Linked DNA regions of Homo sapiens: regions 1, 2 and 3 are each linked to region 4. A link is a contact called in ENCODE Hi-C or POLR2A ChIA-PET data. All regions are on one chromosome and are shown on one strand. Each heading gives the region's core, a stretch centred on a gene start or an enhancer-like site at or near the end of the contact. The rest is flanking DNA. Distances are from core to core; before and after follow the strand shown.

Region 1 (2,700 bases), core at 159-2,658, 2.2 Mb after region 4:
AATGCTATAGACTGGGTAATTTATTTATTTTTATTTTTATTTTTATTTTTTTGAGATGGAGTCTTACTCTGTCACCAGGTTGGAGTGCAGTGGTACGATCTCGGCTCACTGCAACCTCCAGTTCCTGGGTTCAAGCGATTCTCCTGCGTCAGCTTCCCGAGTAGGTGGGACTACAGGTGTGCGCCACCACACCCGACTAATTTTTGTATTTTTAGTAGAGATAGGGTTTCACCGTGTTGGCCAGGATGGTCTCAATCTCCTGATTTCGTGATTGAGCCACCTCGGCCTCCCAAAGTGCTGGGATTACAGGCGTGAGCCACCACGCCCAGCCTTAGACTGGGTAATTTATAATGAATGGAAATTTATTTGGCTCCCAGTTCCAAAGGCTGGAAAGTCCAAGATTGGAGGTCTGAATCTGGCGAGGGCCTTCTTGCTGTCATCCATTGGCAGAAGGGTGAGAGCAAGATAGAAAGGGGGCATAATCATCCTTTTAATCAGCAACCCACTCTTGTGATAATAGCATTACTCTATTCAGGAAGGCAGAGGCCTCATGACCTGAATCATCTCTCGAAGGTCCCACCTCTCAACTCTTGCATTTAAGGGTTACGTTTCCAACACATGAACTTTGGGGGACACACTAGAACCATAGCACTGAGTTTTACTTGAATTAATAATGAAAACATCTGGTTTAAAGAGCACACAAGAGAAAAACAGCCCAAAGCCCTGTTGTAGACATTAGTCCTTTCTCCTCTTTAGGCCAACTGCATTGACTCCACAGCCTCAGCCGAGGCCGTGTTTGCCTCCGAAGTGAAAAAGATGCAACAGGAGAACATGAAGCCGCAGGAGCAGTTGACCCTTGAGCCATATGAAAGAGACCATGCCGTGGTCGTGGGAGTGTACAGGTGAGCAGGGGCCCAGCAATACACCAAGACAGACATCTCTGTCCCTTGCACCCCGAGTGCCATGATCCTGGGGACCCTCCTTCATCACCTATCTTCCTCTCACAGGCCACCCCCCAAGGTGAAGAACTGAAGTTCAGCGCTGTCAGGATTGCGAGAGATGTGTGTTGATACTGTTGCACGTGTGTTTTTCTATTAAAAGACTCATCCGTCTCCCATGTCTGCTGCTCATTCCTCCCCTTGACCTGCTGACACAGGGAGCACGCACCCTTGGTCAATTTTGCGGGGTTGGGTAAATTCTCACTCGGTCACAGAGCGCATGCTCCGTTTCTAGCTGCCTTTGCGCAGCGGCAGCCTGGATTTCGGTTCTTGGGTGGGATTGGTAGCTCGCTGCGCATGCGTGCAGGTAAGCGGCCATCTCGCGCAGGCGGAGTGTCAGTGTGGGTCACGTGAGGGGAGCGGAGAGGGAGGGATGGGGGCGGAGTCCAGGGCGTGGGGGGGCCGGTTTGTTGTGGTCGCCATTTTGCTGGTTGCATTACTGGGTAATCGGGGCCCTGGCTTGCCGCGTCCGCCGGATACCCTCAGCCAGTGGGCAGGTCTGAGCTCGGGCTCCCCGAGCAGTTTGAGTCCCCTTGCCCGCTCCTTCAGGTAACGGCGCGGGGACGGGTGGGGCGGCAAGCGGTCGCAGGGAGGTGGGCAGGACGGGATCCGCCCTGCTCCCGTCGCCGTGAGACTTAGCACGAGGCCAAGGGAGGAGAGGAGGGGGGTGGCAGGCAGGTGCGGGCCCTGCCTGGCTATTCATAGTTGAATTCCTGGAACCGGCCAAGCCCGAGGAAGCAGTTGCAGGAGGGAGGCTGGGAGGGGGTAGCCGGGCCCCACTCCCGCCCTTTGTTTGGGCTCAGCTCCGCGGGCCGCTTCTTCGTCGCCTAGCAACAGCTGCCCTAGGCTGTGATTGGCTGAGCTCTTGGCACCAGCGACCAATGGTACAGTTGTTGCCATGGCAGGTGCCGATTGCCAAGCTCAGTCGGGCCCCGCCTTCCGGTCTCAGCAGGCCCAGGAGGGCCTCCTGGGTGGGGGGCGGGACGCCGGGTCCCTAGGGGCTGGTGGTCACTCAGGGTGGGGCGTGTCGCCCCTCCCCCGTCCACCTGCTCTACTCTTCCCCCGCGTGCCCTGGGCTGACCCTTGTCCCCTCCTCTCCCCGCCCCCGGTGGCAGTGGCGGCTGCTGTTGTCACCCACCGGGCCTCCTGTCCCGCTTGCCCTCCCCGCCGCGGGGCCGGCCGGGCCAGAGACAGGCGGTCGCCTTTTCAGCGCCGCCACCGCCGCCATGCTGGCCGCTCGCCCACCCCACTGGGGGCCCCACCGCGCCCCAGCCCCCCGTGGGCCCCGCGCCAGCCCTGACCCGGGTAGGGGGTGGGGGCTGGGAGAGATGATCCTGGTGTGGGAGGGCCCCGGAGAAGAGGTGGTTTTTTGGGGGAAGCTCCAAGGGTGGAGGAGTCGTGGAGTGGCAAGGCATGGAATAGGAGAAAGGGATTTGACATGGGGGAGAGAGTGGCCCATGGGGAGAAGATTTTTGCTGTAGCTGACAACTCTGGGAGGAGAGAACCCTATGTGATAACTTGGGGATTTGACTTTGAGGCCCTCTAGGAGTGGACACAGTTGTGGAATGACCCTGGTATAAAGAGGGGTGCCTGGAGAAAGGTCTGTGGTAGGAATATTAGGGTGTGTGTGTGTGTGTAGGGGGGCAAGGAAGCAGTGTAGGGGAGAAAAGGATGATCACTCTAAACTGTGGGAAGAGACACC
Region 2 (2,700 bases), core at 164-2,663, 3.0 Mb after region 4:
ACACCCCGCTCTGCCCAGGGTACCACCCAGGGACACTCTCCCCAGTCAGAAGCCCGTCGGACTCCCTTGCTCGGACTCCAGACCACCTACAAACACCCTACTCCCATAGGCTCACAGGAATCTTCCCTGCCAGATCACACCCTTCCAAGGAAACCAAGCAGACAATCCGATCCGCCCAGGGAGTGGCCCAGCCCTGCCCAGCCCCCTGCTTCCAGGAGAGACCTAATGGCTGGCAGCGGACAATGTGGCGACCAGGGGCAGGAGCCCTGGAATCACCCAGGCCCAGCTTCGATTCTAACTCTGCCTTCAGCAGAAGCTTCTGAGCCTCATTTTTCCCGTCTGTAAAGTAGGTTCATCTTGAGCACTCACTTCACAAGATTGCAGCAGGAGTGAAATACGACCGGGCACACAGGGCGTGGAGCACAGTGTGAGCCCTCATTAAACATTAACCGACATTATGATGATTTGAGAGGCGGTCGGCCAGAGCAGGGCTCTGGGCCAGAACTCCGGAGTTAGAATCCCAGCGCACAACTTATGCATCGGGTGACCTTGTGCAAATCACTTAACCTCTTAATACCAGGTTAAGACCCCCTAAGACTATAGTGAGGACTGAATAAGCTCATACAAGTAAAGCGTTAAAAAGAGGGTCTAGCCCATAGTGTTTCATGAGTGTTTGCCATTATTATTTGTGGGAGGGTTCCCCCTTCTCCTGTCACCAGGAAGCATCTCTGACCCGGCCCCCCCCCCCCCCCCCGTCCCCCGCAATACGCCCTCCTTGGGTTTTAATTTTTGACTCTGGGAAACAGCTGCCCCGCTGTCAGATTCTCACCTTTGTACCTTCTAGGCACGCCCCAGCTTTGAACCCCTAAAAGACGCCCCCGAACCTAAAACTCATTCATCTGCTCCGCTAGGGGCAGCTTTAAACCTCCAACCTGGCGCCCCTGGGGCTGTGACCTCTGACCCTCGTGGGGGCAGCCTTCCCTCAAATTATTAACTTTGACCCTGCCTTTTTTGAGACTCGCCCAGAACCCCTCGAACGCGCCCCCACTTCGAATTTCAAACTTTGCACTCCCCTTCGCCACGCCCCCTTCGCTGGTTTGATCTCCGACCTCCACTACAACTCCCTCCAGTCTGCGTTAACCCCCGACCCCTCGGACGCGACCCTTCCCTCCACCAGTGACCTTTGACCCCGGCGGCCCCGCCCCCCTCCTCGCGGAAACGCCGTCCCGCCGCCAGCGCCCGGCCCACCGCAAGCCCCTGGCCGGACCCCTTATCCTACCGGCTCGGCGCCGCAGTCGCTCGCGGCCTAACTGCTCGACCTGGAACTCCGCGCCCTCGCGCCTCCCTCAGCTCTCTTGCACCGCCACCACCGCGGACACTCCCGCCGCCATGTTGAATCCCCAACGAACATCCGGGGCTTTCCCCCCTCACCGCCCACCAGTCCCCATAGCAACGAGGCTGACCGGGCAGTGGGCAGGGCCAGTGCGGGGGCGGAGTCGGGCGCCTCTCAGGGCCCGCTCCAGCCTCCGATTGGTACAGAGCGTCCAATCGGAGACCTTCGGGCAGAAAATGCCAAGCGGGGATTGGAAATTTTGGAAAAGGTGCGGGAAGGCTGGCTCCCGGCCCACTGAGGTCCTTAAAGGGGAAATGACTGTTTTCGTGTGATACCGATTTTCTAACTTCCCCCCCAGAAGGAGTTAGGGGCTGGGAGAAAGTAATGAGTTAATGGGCAGAAACAGTTCTTAAGCACTTACTAGGAGGCAGGCACCGGGATAAGTGTTTTACTTGCATTTTCTCGCTGCATATACAACCCTGTGGTATAATATCATTAATACCCATTTTACAGATAAAGAAACAGAGGTTCAGAGGGTGAAATAGCTGGCTTAGCATCATAGAAAGAAGGTAATGAGTTTTGAACGCTGGTCTGTCTGAGCCCGGGAACCTGAGACTGTTTGCTCTTCAATTTTTAAATAAGTTTTTACGAAGTAATTGGTCAAAATATTGAAAACAAACAGCAGACATCTTCTTTAAAAATTTTTTTAAATTTTATTTTTACTTATTTATTTGTCTTGAGATAGAGTTTCGCTCTTGTTGCCCAGGCTGGAGTGCAATGGCGCGATCTCAGCTCACTGCAACCTCCGCCTCCCGGGTTCAAGAGATTCTCCTGCCTCAGCCTCCTGAGTAGCTGGAATTACAGGCGTCCACCACCACACCCAGCTAATTTTTTGTATTTTTAGTAGAGACAGCGTTTCACCATGTTGGCCAGGTCGAACTCCTGACCTCAGGTGATCTATCCGCCTCGGCCTCCCAGAGTGCTGGGATTACACGTGTGAGCCACCAAGCTGGCCTTTTTCTTTTATTTTTAAAGAGAGAGTTTTGTTGTGTTGGCCAGGCTGGTCTCGAACTCCTGGGCTCAAACTATACTCCTGCCTCGGCCTCCCAAAGTGCTGGGATTGCAGGCGTGAGCCACTGCGCCCGGCCAGACATCTCTCCTCCTGGATCTTATTCACTGGACTCCAGCCTTCATGCTGTTCCTGAACTCTTGTCAGGTGCGCTCTCACCTCACAGTCTTTGCACTGGTTGTTCCTCTGCCTGGAACATACTCTTCCCCCAGGTATCCTTATCTCTCCCTCCCTTTTTTCAGGGCTTTACACAGATGTCACTTTCTCTGTGAACTAATTCCCTCGCTCACCCTAAGGA
Region 3 (2,751 bases), core at 130-2,629, 2.1 Mb after region 4:
CCACGATGGCTGTATTCTGATCCACAGCCTCCAGAAATTGTCCGATGACCAGCGGGATGCTTTGGATTCGCTTCACCTCCTCCTGGGCATGGAGAAATTCCTTTTTCAGGTTCTTTTGCTCATCTTTGATGTATTCCTCCTGCACCTCCAGGAACTCCAGCTCTTGCTGCAGCTTCTGCGAGCAGAGAGGGGACAGAAGGGGATGGCTCCAGACTTGCTGATCCAGAGAGTGGTGGAAAGTGGGGAAGAGTATGAGATGTCAGGTCCTGTGCAAGGTCTGGGTTGGGGGTCGAATGTACCTTGTAGCGGCTGTACAGGTCCTCCAGGTCCTCAGGCTCAGGGCCCAGGAAGGACAGGCCGGTCTGGGGCCGGGACACGGACAGTGCTGGGATCTCATCCTAGACGAAAGGGGATAACTCACATTGGAAGAAGACAGTCCTCTCATGAAAGCTTCCCAACTTCACTAATGTTTGTTCCCCTCCCCACTTCACCCTGATGTCACTTAGCCCCTAACAGACCCCTGATATCTTAAGACCCTCTAAATAGATCCTGGAAACCTTTTGGCCACCTAAACAAGCTCTTTATGTCAACTTGCCCCTCAAACAGATCTTATGTTATCATATACCACTCATAACATGTCCCCAGTGTCACACAACCCCCAACTAGGATCTAAACGTCACATCAACTCCTTATCAGACCCAAATGCCACCCAATCCCCTTCAAGAGGTTCCTAATGTCACATGGCTCTCCTAGATAGGCTGTTAAAGTGACTGCGCCTTCAACGAGTCCCAACATTCCCCAGTTTCCCCTCAAAGATCCCTTATGTCACAGTCTCCTAACTCACCTTAGACCTAAATATCACTCAGGCAAGCCACAGATAATACTTAACTACCCGCCCCATTACCCCCATCAGCAAAGCCCTGAACATCAGTCAGCCCCGCAGCCCAGACCCGGGGATCACTCGGCCGCACGGCGGGATCCCATATATCACTCACCGCCTGACCCAATCCCAACGCCGGGCCACCGACCTCACTAAGCACTACCGGCCAGGGTTCGAAATCAATCCGTCTCAAAGACCCACTAACGTCACTCACTCCCCCAGCCCCGCTTTCTGAGCCTTACCTCCTACCATCACTCGGCCACCCAGACAGGCCTTCGAATGGCACAAAGCTCTCCACCGAGGCCTCTAAAATAACCCCAACCTGGGCCGGGGTCCTGGAAGCCATTCCTCCCCCCACTCAGGTCTGGCTTCACCCTCTCCCCGCGAGCCCGGCCCGGACTAAAAAGCCCAAGTCCCCACTGTACCTGAGCCTTCTCCACCAAGATGCCTATCTCCTCCATAGTGACCAAGCCGGCCTCTGTGTGGCCTGGGATGATCTGTCACCGCTTCCGCTGACGACAACGGAAGTCCCTGGCTGAGGAGGCTTCTGGGAAGTGTAGTTTAAGTTACGGCTGAGAGGTGCTGGAAGGGCAGGATAGGACGAAGGGCTGGTCTGGGCTCCGCCCTCAACATAAGCTCATGCGCTGTCCGTACCCGCAGGCGCGAGGGCGGGACGGGAGCTGTGGGCGTGCGCAGTATCACGCGGTGGCGCCATCTCGCCCTGCCGTGGAGGGCTGGGGGTTCTCTCCGGGAGGTGGCGCAGCCCCGTTGCTCTTTCAACGGAGTAAGTTCGCAGAGCTCTGGCACGGACAGTCTGGCGGCCAACTGCTCTTCGCTTTCTAGTGTCTGGGCTGGAGGGTCCTTGAGCTGGGTTCCACAGAAGGGATTGATCGTACGGGCGGGTAAGGTCTCCACGTGGCGCTGATCCAAAGATTGTGCGCCGCGCGGGCGTGGGAAGATCCGAGCTGCCCCTGAAGGTGACATTTCATACTGGGCTTTACCCCGGGATTGAGGAGCCCCGAGCCCGCAGTGAGCAACCAATCGAGTAGAACCCACGCGTCTGGGCTGGGGAAAAGGAGGCAGCGAGTGCCCAGAAGTTGGGTAGCACAGGAGATCCATAGACCTTAGTTCTGTATCCCAGGTTTCCGCCTTACAGATCTATGCCAGGTCCTGCGCTTAAGCTTTACAGGCATCATCGTCGCAAGTATTATGTTTCCTCATTTATAGAGAAGGAGACAAGCTCAGAGCCACGAAGCCACCAGCCACAGTCAACAATGTGCCGAAGGGACAAAGCATAGATTGGGACCCAGGTCTGTCTGTCCCCAAAGCCTGTACTCTTGGCCCCAGGGAAACACTGCTACCCTTCACACCAGCTACAATTTTTGTTAAGTAAACCTTTTATTGAAGTTAAATAAAGAGAAGAGCACAAATCATTACAGCTCGACAAAATTACACAAAGTGAACATGCCCATACAACCTGAATCCAGATCGCAAAACCAAACAGTAGAAGCCTCATGTGCTCCCCTTTCCCCCATCCCTTCTTCTCCCCCCTCCACTCCCCGCCCCGAGACGGAGTCTCACTCTGTTGCCCAGGCTAATATTTGTATTTTTAGTAGAGACAGGGTTTCACCATGTTGGCCAGGCCGGTCACAAACTCCTGACCTCAAGTGATCTGCCTGCCTTGGCCTCCCAAAGTGCTGGGATTATAGGCGTGAGCCACCACATCCGGCCTCCCGATCCCTTCTAAAGGTTATCATTCATCTGTTTTTTTCTTTTTTTTTTAAGAGCTAGAGTCTCTGTCGCCCAGGCTGGAGTGCAGTGGCACGATCATAGCTCACTAGAGTCTCCAACTGCTGGCCTCAAGCTATCCT
Region 4 (2,806 bases), core at 168-2,667:
TGTTCATACACAGCCACTCATTCAGGGATGCCCATACCCTCATTTTATATCAACCTATGCCTCTCTTGCAAACAGAGCCCCCCCTCAAATCCATCTCAGGAATATCCAGATCCTCCTCCACATTATTAACCTAATCTTTTTTAATTTGCTAGAAGACCCAACCCACCCTAACCCATTCTAGGGATGCTCAGACCCTCCTCTTCGTAGCAACATAACTCCTCTTCTTTGTGTAAAGATCCACACACCCATCTTTCACAATGGCTTAAGCTCCTTTTACACACACCCCTCGTGCTGCCCAAACCCCCTTTAGGGATACCCGGACCTCCTATTCTCATACAGAACCTCCATCACCACCTTAATCCAGCACAGACCCCTCTTCCTCACACTCAAGCCCCTCTCACCAGCCTCCTATTCTGGGGGTACTCAGACCCCCCAGCGTCTTAGCAACCTCTCAGTCTCATTCCAGGAATTCCCAGGCACCCCTCACTTTAGCACACAGATCTCTCCCACCCTACTTCCTCCCCTTCCAATAACCAAATCCCATCTTCACCTTGGCCTAATTACCTGTACTTAAAAAAGACTACCTTCCCCAGCTCATTCTAGGGACACCCAGACACCCTTTTAAAATACACTTAATCCTTCTTTGTACAAAGACTCCTTTCCACGCATTCCAAGGGTACCCAACCTCCTGACACATTGGTTTAAGGCCTCTTCACATTAATTTAACCCCATCCATTACAACTGGACCCCTCCTTAGCTCTAAACCGTTCCCTTGGGGATATCGATTTCCTAATGTCTTCACACCAAAACCCCTCTCACCGCCCCAATTCTTTCCAGGAAGAACTAGATATTTTTCCCCTGCATTAACTTAATTATCTTTCTCACGCCCTAAGCCCCTAACTGGGCACCCACGTGCCGTCTAACCGGCCCAGCCCCTTCGTCCTGGACTTGCCACACCACCAAGTCCTTTACCCCAAACCCTGGGGAGCCGCGGAGCCCTCTTGGGACAGCTCTGAGGCCTCCCCTTCCCGCCCAGGTGCCCCACCAAAGCCTCAGCCCGAGCCCCGCCCCTCCTCACTCAGCCCCGCACGCGACTCCAGGCCCCTTCCCCACCCGCCGCTCCAGCCCGGCCCCCGCCCGGCTGCCCGCGCGCCGGGTCGGCCGTTGGTGCCGCTCCGCCCTAACTGCCCGGCGCGCACCCCCTCAGGCCCTCAGTGCGCAGGCGACCTGGCAAGAGGAGGCCGCGGCGGCAGGGAGCGCAGCCCGGCCGGCCTCTGCGCGCCCGCTCGCGCTCACCTGCTTCCGCCGTCTCGCACGCCCCGGGCCCGGGCCACGGCTCCCCTTGCACGGCCACCCTAACGCTGCGCCCGCTCTAGCTCTCGCCGTCGCCTCTCGCCTGCTCCGTAGCCTCGCTCTCGCCCCCAGCTACCCTCAGCAACGCCCCTCCCACCTTCCTCCTCGGCCGCCGCACGGACGGCCGGACGCAACCAATCATTGCCCGCTCGGGCCCTGCCGTTCGGCCAATCGACGTTCATGTCTCTGAGGCTTGGGCCAATAGTGAGGAGCGTCGAGATTCCCCGCAGCGCCCAACCAATCCTTTAGCGTCGTTCCCTCACCGGTCAGCCCTCGGGTGGATAGTGCCCGCCCCTTTAATCCTCCTTAGAGGATGCTCCTCCTCCTCCTCGACTCCGCCTCCGACGGCTCCAGAGGGGAACTCTGAGCGGAGGGCGGCGCGATGACGTTAGGCGGCGGAGCGCGGCCGCGGGCGCCATTTTGGGGACGCCGTGAGGGAGTCAGCGTTGGGGACAGGGAGAGGGAGGAAAAGAGCCTGGGAAATTGAGGCACGCGGCACCTTGAGGGCTGGAGCGGGGGAATGGAGGCACGGGAACCTTTGTGGTTTCCCCGAGGGTCAGAGGGAGAAAGTGAAACCACTTAGCGCGATGGGGAGAGGGCAAACTGCATGCAGCACCAGTCACATGGAGAGAGAAAAGGGAAACCAAGGTTCCAGACTCACTTTATTAAAAGGAGGGGAATGAAGGCAACAGGAAGAAACAGAGAAAAGACCGAGGGGACTTTTGGGAGGTGGAGAGAGGAGAAATGTCATAGGGGAAGCAAGGAGAGCGAGGATATGGAGAAAAAGAAGCAGGGACAATTTCATTGGAAGAAATAGGGAGTGTGGTGGGTAGAGGACCTGAAGGACAATCGGGGTGAGAGCCTGAAGGAAGTGAGCCGGTAACGGGCGGACTCCACTCCACCTCCTTCCGGGGTGACTCTGACCCTTACACCTCGAGATTGGGGCCCCATGTGTCCAAGGGGCTCTGGCCATTCCTACTCACCTCGTTCCTGCGCCCCTCAGGGCCTTGGGAGGGAGTTGCCCCAGTACTGTTAGAAACGTTTCCAGGCTGGGCGTGGTGGCTCACGCCTGCAATCCCAACATTTTGGGACGCTGAGGCGGGTTCACTTGAAGTCAGGCATTCGAGACCCACCTGGCCAACCTGGTGAAACTACCATCTTTACTAAAAATACAAAACATTAGCTGGGCGTGGTGGCTCGTGCCTGTAACCCCAGCAACTCGGGAGGCTGAGGCTCGAGATTTGATTGCACCCAGGAGGCCGAGGTTGCAGTGAGCCGAGATCACGCCACTGCACTCCCGCCTGGGCGACAGAGCGAGACTCCATCTGAAAGAAGAAAAGAAACATTTCCAGACCTACTCCTTGAACCCAAACACAGAGGAATTTCAACTTATCGGATGAGGAAACTGACTCTCAGAATTGTGTTATTTATTTACTTACCTGAAGCCACTATG

What was found. A loop is a pair of places that touch in the nucleus more often than their neighbours do. ChIA-PET counts read pairs that join two places held with the same protein, here RNA polymerase II (POLR2A). Pooled maps may share reads with other maps.
Region 1: a pooled map shows a loop between it and region 4 (10-fold over the local background). The contact joins the promoter of DYRK1B here to the promoter of ZNF574 in region 4. A Hi-C loop is called at or near these places in 7 of 50 pooled maps. POLR2A ChIA-PET finds 5 or more read pairs at or near these places in 2 of 52 experiments (T-cell and activated B cell).
Region 2: a loop to region 4 is called in a pooled map of gastrocnemius medialis, with 9 times the contacts of the local background. The contact joins the promoter of PAK4 here to the promoter of ZNF574 in region 4. A Hi-C loop is called at or near these places in 7 of 50 pooled maps. POLR2A ChIA-PET finds 5 or more read pairs at or near these places in 2 of 52 experiments (IMR-90 and naive thymus-derived CD4-positive, alpha-beta T cell).
Region 3: a map of ascending aorta shows a loop between it and region 4 (4-fold over the local background). The contact joins the promoter of PSMC4 here to the promoter of ZNF574 in region 4. A Hi-C loop is called at or near these places in 2 of 168 maps with a recorded cell type or tissue (ascending aorta and naive thymus-derived CD4-positive, alpha-beta T cell) and 6 of 50 pooled maps.

The regions. Positions count from the first base shown.
Region 1 is chr19:39,832,870-39,835,569 of GRCh38, reverse strand. DYRK1B (dual specificity tyrosine phosphorylation regulated kinase 1B) reads left to right here and starts at 1,408. Exons shown (of 11, transcript NM_004714.3): 1 at 1,408-1,547. FBL (fibrillarin) reads left to right here. Exons shown (of 9, transcript NM_001436.4): 8 at 757-902; 9 at 1,008-1,112. The coding sequence ends at 1,032. RefSeq lists silencers at 1,596-1,705, 1,966-2,235.
Region 2 is chr19:39,124,499-39,127,198 of GRCh38, reverse strand. It overlaps PAK4 (p21 (RAC1) activated kinase 4), which reads right to left and starts at 1,413. Exons shown (of 10, transcript NM_005884.5): 1 at 1,280-1,413.
Region 3 is chr19:39,969,793-39,972,543 of GRCh38, reverse strand. PSMC4 (proteasome 26S subunit, ATPase 4) reads right to left here and starts at 1,379. Exons shown (of 11, transcript NM_006503.4): 1 at 1,306-1,379; 2 at 300-398; 3 at 1-175. The coding sequence starts at 1,341. LOC124904720 (a long non-coding RNA gene) reads left to right here and starts at 1,573. Exons shown (of 3, transcript XR_007067260.1): 1 at 1,573-1,664; 2 at 2,108-2,190. RefSeq lists enhancers at 416-1,095, 1,120-1,509, 2,010-2,059.
Region 4 is chr19:42,074,777-42,077,582 of GRCh38, reverse strand. It overlaps ZNF574 (zinc finger protein 574), which reads right to left and starts at 1,417. Exons shown (of 2, transcript NM_022752.6): 1 at 1,297-1,417. RefSeq lists silencers at 998-1,077, 1,088-1,347 and enhancers at 1,718-1,837, 2,058-2,107, 2,188-2,257.